Regions from separate parts of the Homo sapiens genome. Here region 2 is linked to region 1. Evidence: chromatin loops called from intact Hi-C (ENCODE). Cell type or tissue: ascending aorta. All regions are shown on one strand. Region 1 overlaps ADAMTS3 (ADAM metallopeptidase with thrombospondin type 1 motif 3). Region 2 overlaps ADAMTS3 (ADAM metallopeptidase with thrombospondin type 1 motif 3).

Evidence for each region. A loop is a pair of places that touch in the nucleus more often than their neighbours do. Peaks named below come from ENCODE experiments on the same cell type or tissue, not always from the same donor. Only the 100,000 strongest peaks of a DNase experiment are listed, where the experiment ranks them.
Region 2: it touches region 1 in a loop (9-fold over the local background); 1 of 110 quality-filtered maps calls a loop at or near these places.

What each region holds. Positions count from the first base shown.
Region 1 is chr4:72,560,837-72,565,836 of GRCh38, reverse strand. All of the region lies in intron 2 of ADAMTS3 (ADAM metallopeptidase with thrombospondin type 1 motif 3), which reads left to right. Among named protein-coding and RNA genes, the nearest start is that of ADAMTS3, 5.9 kb to the left of the region's middle. In ascending aorta, no CTCF peak of the experiment used is centred here; no DNase peak of the experiment used is centred here.
Region 2 is chr4:72,388,712-72,393,711 of GRCh38, reverse strand. All of the region lies in intron 4 of ADAMTS3 (ADAM metallopeptidase with thrombospondin type 1 motif 3), which reads left to right. Among named protein-coding and RNA genes, the nearest start is that of ADAMTS3, 180 kb to the left of the region's middle. In ascending aorta, no CTCF peak of the experiment used is centred here; no DNase peak of the experiment used is centred here; H3K27ac peaks cover 2,503 bases.

The sequences.
Region 1 (5,000 bases):
GCCCTGGATTGAACCGAAGTTTGGTTCAGTTGTTTTGCTAATGTAAATTACTATGGTAGCCCTTTTAAAGGGAAGAAAATAGTACAGGTGTCCTTAAATTTGGCAGAGGAGAGATAAGTCAGTATGAAAGAGAGGAGGCGGAGCCCTCTTAGGGTGTAGTGCTGAAGATTTACTTGTTCCCATATTCATCTGTTTTATGGGATTTCTCTCTTTTATTATTACCATTCTTATTTATCGTTTTCCAGTTGAATGAAGAGAAGAACAGATTGAATAAAATAGATTTTGGCCCACAGGTCTTGTGATAGCAAAAGTATAACTATCATTTCACTTTGGTTTATGTATCATATGTAAGAAAATCTTATGTACAGTGATTAGTTTTGCTCCCCTGTTCCCATGTGTAAAGGCACTGCTACACTGCTAACCTGGAGATTTGGTGAAATGCACTCCTGAACACGTTATTTATTTTTTTTCTATTAACTGATTTAGAAGTAGTTTTATATAACTACCTGGGGACGTGTTATTTGATCAGAAATACATTAGGAAAGACAAATAATGTTTGTAGATTTTATTTATTTATTTTTCAACAAATTGGCTAGAAAATAAATTTCATGGCCCTGAATAATTTCTAAATAATTTAATGTTTCAGGAAGGGTTAAATATAAATGAGTAATAAACCACAAGTTGTTAAGAAACTAAATTTTAAAAATACTTTCTACTGAAGTGTAGTATAGATGTAGGAGGGTGCATATAAGTGTACTTTGCTGATTTTTCACAAAGTGAATGCTCCTGTGCAGTCAGCAGTCAGCAGCTGGATCAATAAGTTGAACATTACTGGAATCCCTGTACGTCCCTCATGCCAACTGCCAAGCATTCTCCCGTTATGAAAGGTGACTGCTCTCCTGACTTCTAACAGGATAAATTGATTGTGTCAGTTTTTCATGCTCTTTGTAACTAGAGTCACAGGATATGTACTTCTTAGTATTTAACTTAGAAGGTCAATTTTCAAAAATATATCTTATATGCTTCAACCCTCTAGACTAGGAAGGCTTTTATTTAGGTAAAGAGAAGGCAGTTTGTGATGGGGACAGGTTAGAATATGTATAGCTATGTCACCAATATAGTGTCTCATGCAGGATATTGCCTCCTTCCTTCTCTCTTCAGCCAGTGGAATAATACCTTCTTGGTATGTGGGAAAGTAGGATTCACCCTAGAAAAAATGGGTAAATAGGTTTTGAACCCTGACCTAGTTGTGTGCCTCTTTGTCAACCAGATAGGAACTGCCTCTCTAACCACCTACCTATACCCATACATACATATATATCTGTGTGTTTGAGTATGTTTCTGTATATATGTGTAAGTATGTTTCATGAGATCATTGACATACTTCTAGGGCGTATCAGGGAGCACTGTCATTTCTGACTCAGAGTATTGCCTTGGTAGGATGCCTGAGTTAATTGTGGGAAACTGGTGTGGCTGGTCCAATTGGGTAAGGAGGCTTGCTCAATGACACATGTGGCTTAGGAAATAATCATAGTTCTGTAGACACTGGAAAATCTGAAAAAGAATTCTCTGAGTCCTTTTGTTTCATAAGCCACCACTGAGATTGCTTGAGTATCATTTGAGGAAAAAGCATTGTGATCCTTTAGTGTTAAGCTGTCTTCCCTTTCCCGACCCCACTTGGAATTGGGGCATATCTTCCATCTCCTGATTCCTCTTGGAATTGGGGCATCTGTCCTATTTCTGTTCCTCAGTTGCAAATTCCATTACATCCCAATCTTAAAAAAATAAAGTTGCTAATCTTACTCTCTCAGATATCTAGTTTACTAAGAGATAATTTTTCACCATTTTCAGGTTTCAGTTTGTAAGGTTTAGTGTGAGTCACTTACCTAGTTATTGACCAGTAAACATTGTCACTAGATTAACCCTCATGAGAGCAAAGACTTTGTTTTGATGCCAATTGTATCTCTAGTACATAAAACAGTGCTTGGTAGCTTGTGGGTCCTCAAATATTGGTTATTCAATGAATAGATCTAGCAAGCAGGATATTATTATATTAAGGTTTATCTATGTTCTGAATTTCCTTGAATGCTCTTGTTTTGTGCCTTTCTCCAGGCTGAATTGGTCCCTAAGAAAATGAAGATGGTGACAATGGCTATACAATTAATTATTCAATGTTATCAAGGCCTCTTGGGACTCCTCTTCCACCCCACAAAGCACAGGGACCTAGGCCTATCATTTTTTGTATGCTTTTCTGTTTGTACTCAATAAGTATTTGGTAAATTGAATTGAATTCTATGTGCAGTTTTGGAATGCCAACTAATTTTTTGTTTTTTTAACTACAGCCTACTTGGGATCATTTGCCCTATTGCTGGCATCAGGAAAGATAAGCTAAGCTAAGATTAAAATCTGTCAATCCAATTTGCCAGCAGCAGTACTAGAAAGTGTGGTGAAGGAGGTTTAGGGGGATCCTTTGTAAAATTTAGAATTTTAGCTACTCAAGCCATTATTCTTTCTTGTAACTAAAGGTAATGGAGTTGGCTTTACTGATTTATCTTTTGTCCCTCCATTGAGCATGATTATGGTGAATGTTAACTGCTTCAAGATTCTTAGGTGAAAATTTTATTAAGTGCAGCATGCTATGTATCACCATTATCACAACTTAGTGTTGGTGTTTAGCCATGCTTTCACTGCTTTTCCTTGTCATTGTACCAAATAATTATAATATTGCTCAGAAATGTTAAAAAACCCTCAAGGTCGCCTCTGCTTCCAGAATGATGATCTTAAAACATTCTTTACTTTGAGTAGCCAACCCAGATTATCTTGGAAATCCATTAGGAACCATTCCAAATTGCCTGGCAAAATCATGAGTAATTTTGATATGAAGAGTTGGGTTATTGTGCTTGGAAAGGATATATTGACAATGATGACTTCAATGGAACTTTAATGCTTCTTTAAAAAGGATTGCTATTATCAGAATTTTGAGAATCTTCTCTTTAGTGTTCGTGTAGTAGAGATCAAATTTTATTCCTAAACTATACTACTTCTATTATTATAAGTTGTTGAATTTTTTCTTTTTAATTAGTCAGTGTTTTCCCAGATTGTTGATGTCTTACAAGTGCCCACTGTAATTATATTCTTTAATTTTTCTGGATTCTTAAGATTTTTGAAAATCATTCCAGTTCCCAAACTGCTGTTATAATTTAGCATGTTCTTATTCAAACTTCTTTCAGTACACACACTGTATTTTTTGTATAACTGTTTTTGTTTTGTTTAATGTTTTAGTACAATTTTTCAACATAATTACAAACTCCTTCTGAACTTCATTTTAATCTCATCATACTAATAAACTCTAATTTGTATAATCATTTTCCTAACAGTATTTATTTTCCCATGATAGTGAATGTTGCCACACAGTGTTGTGTATGTATATGTCGTTGCCTGCATTTCAAGTGACTACTTTAGGAGAGAGCCCCACAAGTTGGTTACTGAGTAAAAACAAATTCACATGATACATTTTGACAAATGGCTTTTGAACAAGTCTGTATGATCTGAACTCCTACTAGCAACTTAGGAAAGTATTGATTTTTAAAATTTCACTTTAGAATTATTTCTTTCTTCTTTTTGATATTTGAATATAATTTTTAAATATTTGGTTATGCAATCTGAAAGATGCAGCGAATTCGTAATTTTTCTAACTCTCAAGTACCCAATAAATATGAATAATCATATTATACAAATGTTTTTGTAATTTTATTAGTACTGCGAGAAGACTCATCTACCTCATACAGTGCAATCTGAGAGTTGTATATTCCTGAAAATGGACAGTGAAGCACGGGAAGTTTCCTAGCATAGCAACCTCTGTTCCCACATATAATTTATACCTCCTGATTTTCCAAAGAAGTTTACATGACTTTGCTGACTAACTGTAAATCCCTAGGAGAAATTTTGTGGTAAAATGTCAGTCTCTTGTTTATGAAAATGATTGCCACAAATTCAGCATGATGAATCTGCATGGAATTTAGAACAAATTGTGAGCAGCATGAAAAGGTATACCTTGCTCTTGAAGTGATTGATAAAACAAAAATAGTCATTAGGAAACTTGTAGCAAGTAAAACAGGATTAAATATATGATTCCTCAGGTACTGTGGTCTTAGATAGTAAATCACATTTCCAACAATTTTTCTTAATATTTAGTAAGTATATTTTTATTTAGATATGCAAACAAAAAGAATGATTGATGGCATTATTCATGAGTTCCAGTTCTCTTTCCTTTACGTGTAAGAACCTCTCTCTTTTACATGTAAAGTTCATTTTTTTCTTTCTTTTTTTTTTGAGACAGGGTCTCGCTCTGTAACAGAAGCTGGAGTGCAGTGATGCAGTCATGGCTCACTGCAGCCTTGATCTCCCCAGCTCAGGCGATCCTCCTGCCTCAGCCTCCCGAGTAGCTGGGACTACACTGGCCCCATTTCCTTTTTCTTTTCTTTCTTTTTGAGACAGAGTCTCACTCTGTTGCTCAGGCTGGAGTGCAGTGGCACAATCTCAGCTCCCTGCAACCTCTGCCTTCTGGGTTCAAGCAATTCTCTGCCTCAGCCTCCCGAGTAGCTGGGACTACAGGTGCATACTACCACGCCGGCTAATTTTTGTATTTTTGGTAGAGACGAGTTTCACCATCTTGGCCAGCTGGTCCTGAACTCCTGACCTTGTGATCCACCCGCCTCAGCTTCCCAAAGTGCTAGGATTACAGTGTTAGCCACCGTGCCTGGCCCTGGCCCCATTTCTTAATCTAAAATCTAAATCTATATATCCAGGAGAGGACCTGTTAATACTCATATTTCCTCTATCAAGTGGTCAGGAGCACAGACACTGTTGACTGAGTAGTTTAAAGTCCTAACTCCACCGCTTTCTAGCTGGTAACCTTAACCTCTCAAAGTGTTACTTTCTTGTGTGTAACATATGCATAATACTACATTTTAGAAAAAAATTTAATTTTAATTTTAAGT
Region 2 (5,000 bases), 170 kb after region 1:
GATCTCTACATCTTTTTTATTTTCCTGGTTGTGACTTTACTTAAATATTCTGTATATGGAAAGGATTATATATGTTATCATCATATGTCAAAATATTACGTTTGAAGGTAACAAGATTTAGCTCTTGATTTTTAATGACAAAATTGGTGACAGTGATAGCACAGATACTGACTTCCTTTGCGAATGGGATAGTAATTGGGAGGTGGGATGCTAAGGGAAGACTTTTGCTCATCTTTTATTGCATGAATTTTAAAATTCAATTATGTATTCATTTATTACTTACATATTTGGAAAAAATTTAAAACAACAAAGAGGAAATGTGTTAGTCTGAGAGAAGTAGTGGGCATTTTAGTCCAAGTTATCTTATCTATTCTGGTTCCAAGTCTATATAATATCCCACAGCAGACTCCAATCCTAATCTAACATATCGAGATTATATGAAGGAAGGAGATGGAAACTAATATTTCTGTTGCAAAATATCTGATGGAGGCCAGGCGCGGTGGCTCACGCCTGTAATCCCAGCACTTTGGGCGGCCGAGGTGGGTGGATCACGAGGTCAGGAGTTCGAGACCAGCCTGACCAACATGGTGAAACCCCACCTCTACTAAAAATACAAAACTTAGCTGGGTGTGGTGGCAGGTGCCTGTAATCCCAGCTACTCGGGAGGCTGAGGCAGGAGAATCATTTGAACCTGGGAGGCAGAGGTTGTAGTGAGCTGAGATTGCGCCATTGCACTCCAGCCTGGGCGACAGGGTGAGACTCCATCTCAGAAAAAAAAAAAGAAAAAAAAAAAAAATCCGATGGGTAGAAGAATTTTTTTTACTCATACTCTTTTGAAGACAAAGAGTACATCAAAATTTCTTTTCTAGTTCCTCCTAAAACTAAAAGTCAGCTATTTCCAATTATCTTTGAATTAACTTAGAGTAAAAATAAAGTGAAAAAAATTTGTTTTAGGCAAAGAAGTCAGTGAAAAAATTTATATTCCCCTATCCCCTTGGCTTCTCTTCTATTCTTTTCCTCTTTAGGCAAAGAAGTCAGTGAAAAAATTTATATTCCTCTATCCCCTTGGCTTCTCTTCTATTCTTTTCCTCTTTTAAAAAGAACTGTTCTTGAAGAAAACTAGTGTGTGCCTTAAACCTAGCTAGCATCTTACCCCAGTGCAATTTAGGGTCAGGTAGAGACAAGAAAAATTATCAAGATGCTTTGAAGCAATGAATTTCAAGTGCAAAATACTGCTATGATGTATGCATATAATATTCCCACTACTTTGGATTAAGGGGGTGGATTTTTTTTAAATATGTAGGAAGTTTGTGATGGGATAGGGTGGTGATGGACAAGGCTATACATGGAGAAAATAGATATAGAAATATAAAGGCTGTGGAAAGTTACAGTGCCATCATTAATTATGTATGCTTGCCCTTCCTCTTGTTTCGAGATGGAATGTGTAGACTAAGAGACACAGCTGCCTATCTCAGGTGAAGCCTATGAAATATCAGCAGGATGGTACAGTGGGAGGGGCCCTGGTCTCCAGGAGTCAGGGAATATGAGTTCTGGTCCTCATTCTGCCATTAGCAGTGAGGTCTAAGGGGTCACTTCTCTGTTGCACTTGCAGCCACTATCCAGATGGAAATGTTAGGTTTTAAGATCCTCGAAACATCTTTATACTCATGTGCTCAGCATAGGGCCACGCACCTGGAACATACATATTTTTTAAGAGAAAGAGTAAAAGTACAGCATTTTTTAAATTGTAAAAATAGCGTGGGGTGGTTAGAATTTGTTATTGTGTTTTCTACGCGTTTTCAGGATCTTAAAATCAGATTGTAGGTTATCTTCTTAATTTTTTTTTCCTGCAGAAGTATCGCATCTGTAATAGCCTTGACAGGTTGTCATCATGTTACTCTGCTCCAATAACAATATTTTCAATATTTTCACTGAAACCATATTGTGGGTTTTGTTTTTTTTTAACCTTCACTATTGAACACTTCCCTGGTTTTCTAGTCCTGCTTCCTTTCAGGAAGGTTTTAATGGAGTTAAATGATGCGTAGTTGCCATTTTTGTAGGTCTAAAACAGTTGAATATTAACAATTTCAAATGGCGCAAGTAAAGTTTATTATCTAACTGTAGTCACAGAGATTTGGTCCCTGCTTAAAATGTTTCATTGGCCTCTCATGACTCCCCTGACCTCCCATCCAGCCCTTCTTGTCCTGACTCACAAGGGCTTTCACTTACCAATTTCTTTCACTGTCTACACCCCAGCTGCTCTGAAATTTCAGTGCCTGGACTGCTAAGCTTTATCTTCAGTGTGGGCCTTTGGGAATGCCATTTCTTTTGCCAAAAACACTCTCCTTTTCCTCCTGTTCTTCTCCATCTCTCAACTCTGTAGCTTGGGTTGGCTAATACCAATTTGAGCAATGGGAGAGAGACAATATACACAAAGTAAATATGTTTAGTATTTTAGAAGTGAAAATATACACGTAATATACAATATACACAAATTACACAAAAAGATGGATTTTCTTCCCTCTAACTACCCTTTATTCTTTCTTCCCTCTAACTACCCTTTCTTCCCTCTAACCTGGTCCTTTATTCCAAATGCCCCATTTCAGTGATGTTACCCGTAACTAAACATAGTGTCACAGATGTGGACCAATGTGCAAACTGCAGTGGGAAGATCATTTTCCTTGTTTGGGGTCTTATAAATCCATCAGTACAATTATCTAGGGTTGTTAGCTCATAGTAAGCTCATAATCATTTTTCATTTCCCAGAATATAAAAGAAGCTTTAAAAAAAAAGTTTAGCCAGTTTTTTTTTTTTTTTTAATTTTTTCTAGGAACCTAGGAAAAAGGAGTCACCATTGGGAAGTTAGAAAGGCATGGAAGTTTTCAGGAACGGTTTATGTTTTATTTTTGTTTTTAAAATAGCTTTCAGGTATTTATAGAACAGCTTAGGAAATAAAGCGCTTTCCCAGACAGGTGTTTTTGCTATGCTTTGGAATACTGGTATGGGAGAAATGCTACTGAAGCCTTCTCTTAATTCACAGGAGAAACATACCCTTTTGCTCCTTCCTGTATAATAACATTTGCTTTGCCAAAGTCATGAGTAATCAGTATAGGAAATGTAGTTATTTTTAGTTGAATATTATGTTTTCATAAAGTATGAGATAATAGGAAATGAAGTGTCAAAATGAGTAAAGTTAAAAATAAAAGCTTTGGATGTAGTCTGCCTGAGTGAATTCAGGCTCCATCTAAGACAATTTATTTTAACTTTCTGTGCCTCAGTTTTCACACATGTAAAATGGGGAAAGACAAGTGTCTTCCTCACTGGGTTCTTTTGAGAATTAATAAGATAAAGTATTTAGAATAGCATCATTGGTGCCGTCATCACAAATAAATGTACTTATTATTATTTTAACTAAAAGTAGTCATGAAGAATCCCAGAGACTTTTTTAAAGTTAGTTAATATGGTTAATCTTTTGTAATGTGATTCTTATGCCATCCTTCTCAAATTAGTACTATAGGGTTCTGATTATTCTGTAACTCTTCTAGTGCTTCCTACTTATTTAAATGTAGTTTAAAGACATTTGCCCCTCTAGTACACTTGAGATTTGAAAATACCTGAATTAGTGCTGGAAACTAGAAATAGATTTTCTCTCATTTGTATTCATGGTATTTCTTCCCAGTTCCGCTTCCCCTCTCCTTTTCCTGCCCTCTTCTCCACTCGTTTCTGTCTCTCATTCTTGCAGGCCTATATGTGTGTATACACATTCATCTCTTCTTTTCCTTCTCTCTCTCCTTATCATTAGAAAAATATAAGTGAATTGTAAGCTAAACAACTATTGTAAATTGGAGTTCTATGTAATTTCATTTATTGTTAGAGTGGTGTGTGTGGAGCATTTGTGATTGATTGATTGACTGGTTGATGGCTATTAAATATTGGTATAAACCCAGATTTCCTCTGTTATGGTACCCATTATCTTTATAGTTCCAAAATATTTTTCAGGAGATTTTTTTAAAAGTCACTTAATTTGTGACATACGCTGGTGGACCTTACAAAATTTTCTCTTAACGTTGGCACATTTGAGTTGCTTCGCAGCTGTTTCTCCACTGCATAGTCCTTTCTAAATGTTATTAATGATATACTTTCATGAGGGATAGTTTCTTGTTTGTATGATTTTTTTTTTTTGTTTTTTTCATCTTTTAATTTAAATGAAACATTTCAAAGTTATACAGATGAACAAAAATAAAATTATAGACATGTGTATATCATACAATTAAACAGCTATCAATATTTTTCCATGTTTGTTTTAAATGTTTCAAATGTTACAGATATGGCTAAAGCCCCACCACTAATTTATTTCCTCTCTGTCATTCCTGAGGGGTGGTCATTCACAAATTTTGAAACAGATTATTCTTCTGAATTTTCTTTTTTATTTTTGCTGGATTTATATAAAATATTAGTTAGGATACCTGTGCGGTAAAGAATTAACATAACAGTCCTGAGGCTGTTATCCTCGGAAAGGCCTCCTTGCAAGGTTGGTCATTGGCTGGCATATTAAAAACTGGAATTTAGAAGGGTTCGCATTCCCAGAACTGATAAGGGTGGCTTGCTGTGCCAAAACTGTACAAACAGTGTGGGTGATACTGAACACCTAATTTTTTCTGGGAATCTGGAATTTTGGTTTGTGCTAGGCCGAGGATGGCTACGTGACCAGCCCCCAACAAAATCTCAGGCACTGAGTCTTTAATGAGATTTCCTAGTAGACAACATTTCACATGTTTTATCCAACTCATTGCTAGAGGAATTAGGTGTGTTCTGTGTGACACCACTGGGAGAGAACTCTTGGAAGCTTGTGCTGGCCTTCCTCTGAACTTCACCCTGTGTGACTTTTCCCTTTGCAGGTTTTTCTTTGTATGCTTTCACTGTAATGAATCCTAACCATGAACAGGACTATATGCTGAGTCCTGTGAATCCTCCTAAGGAGTCATCAAATCTATGGGTGG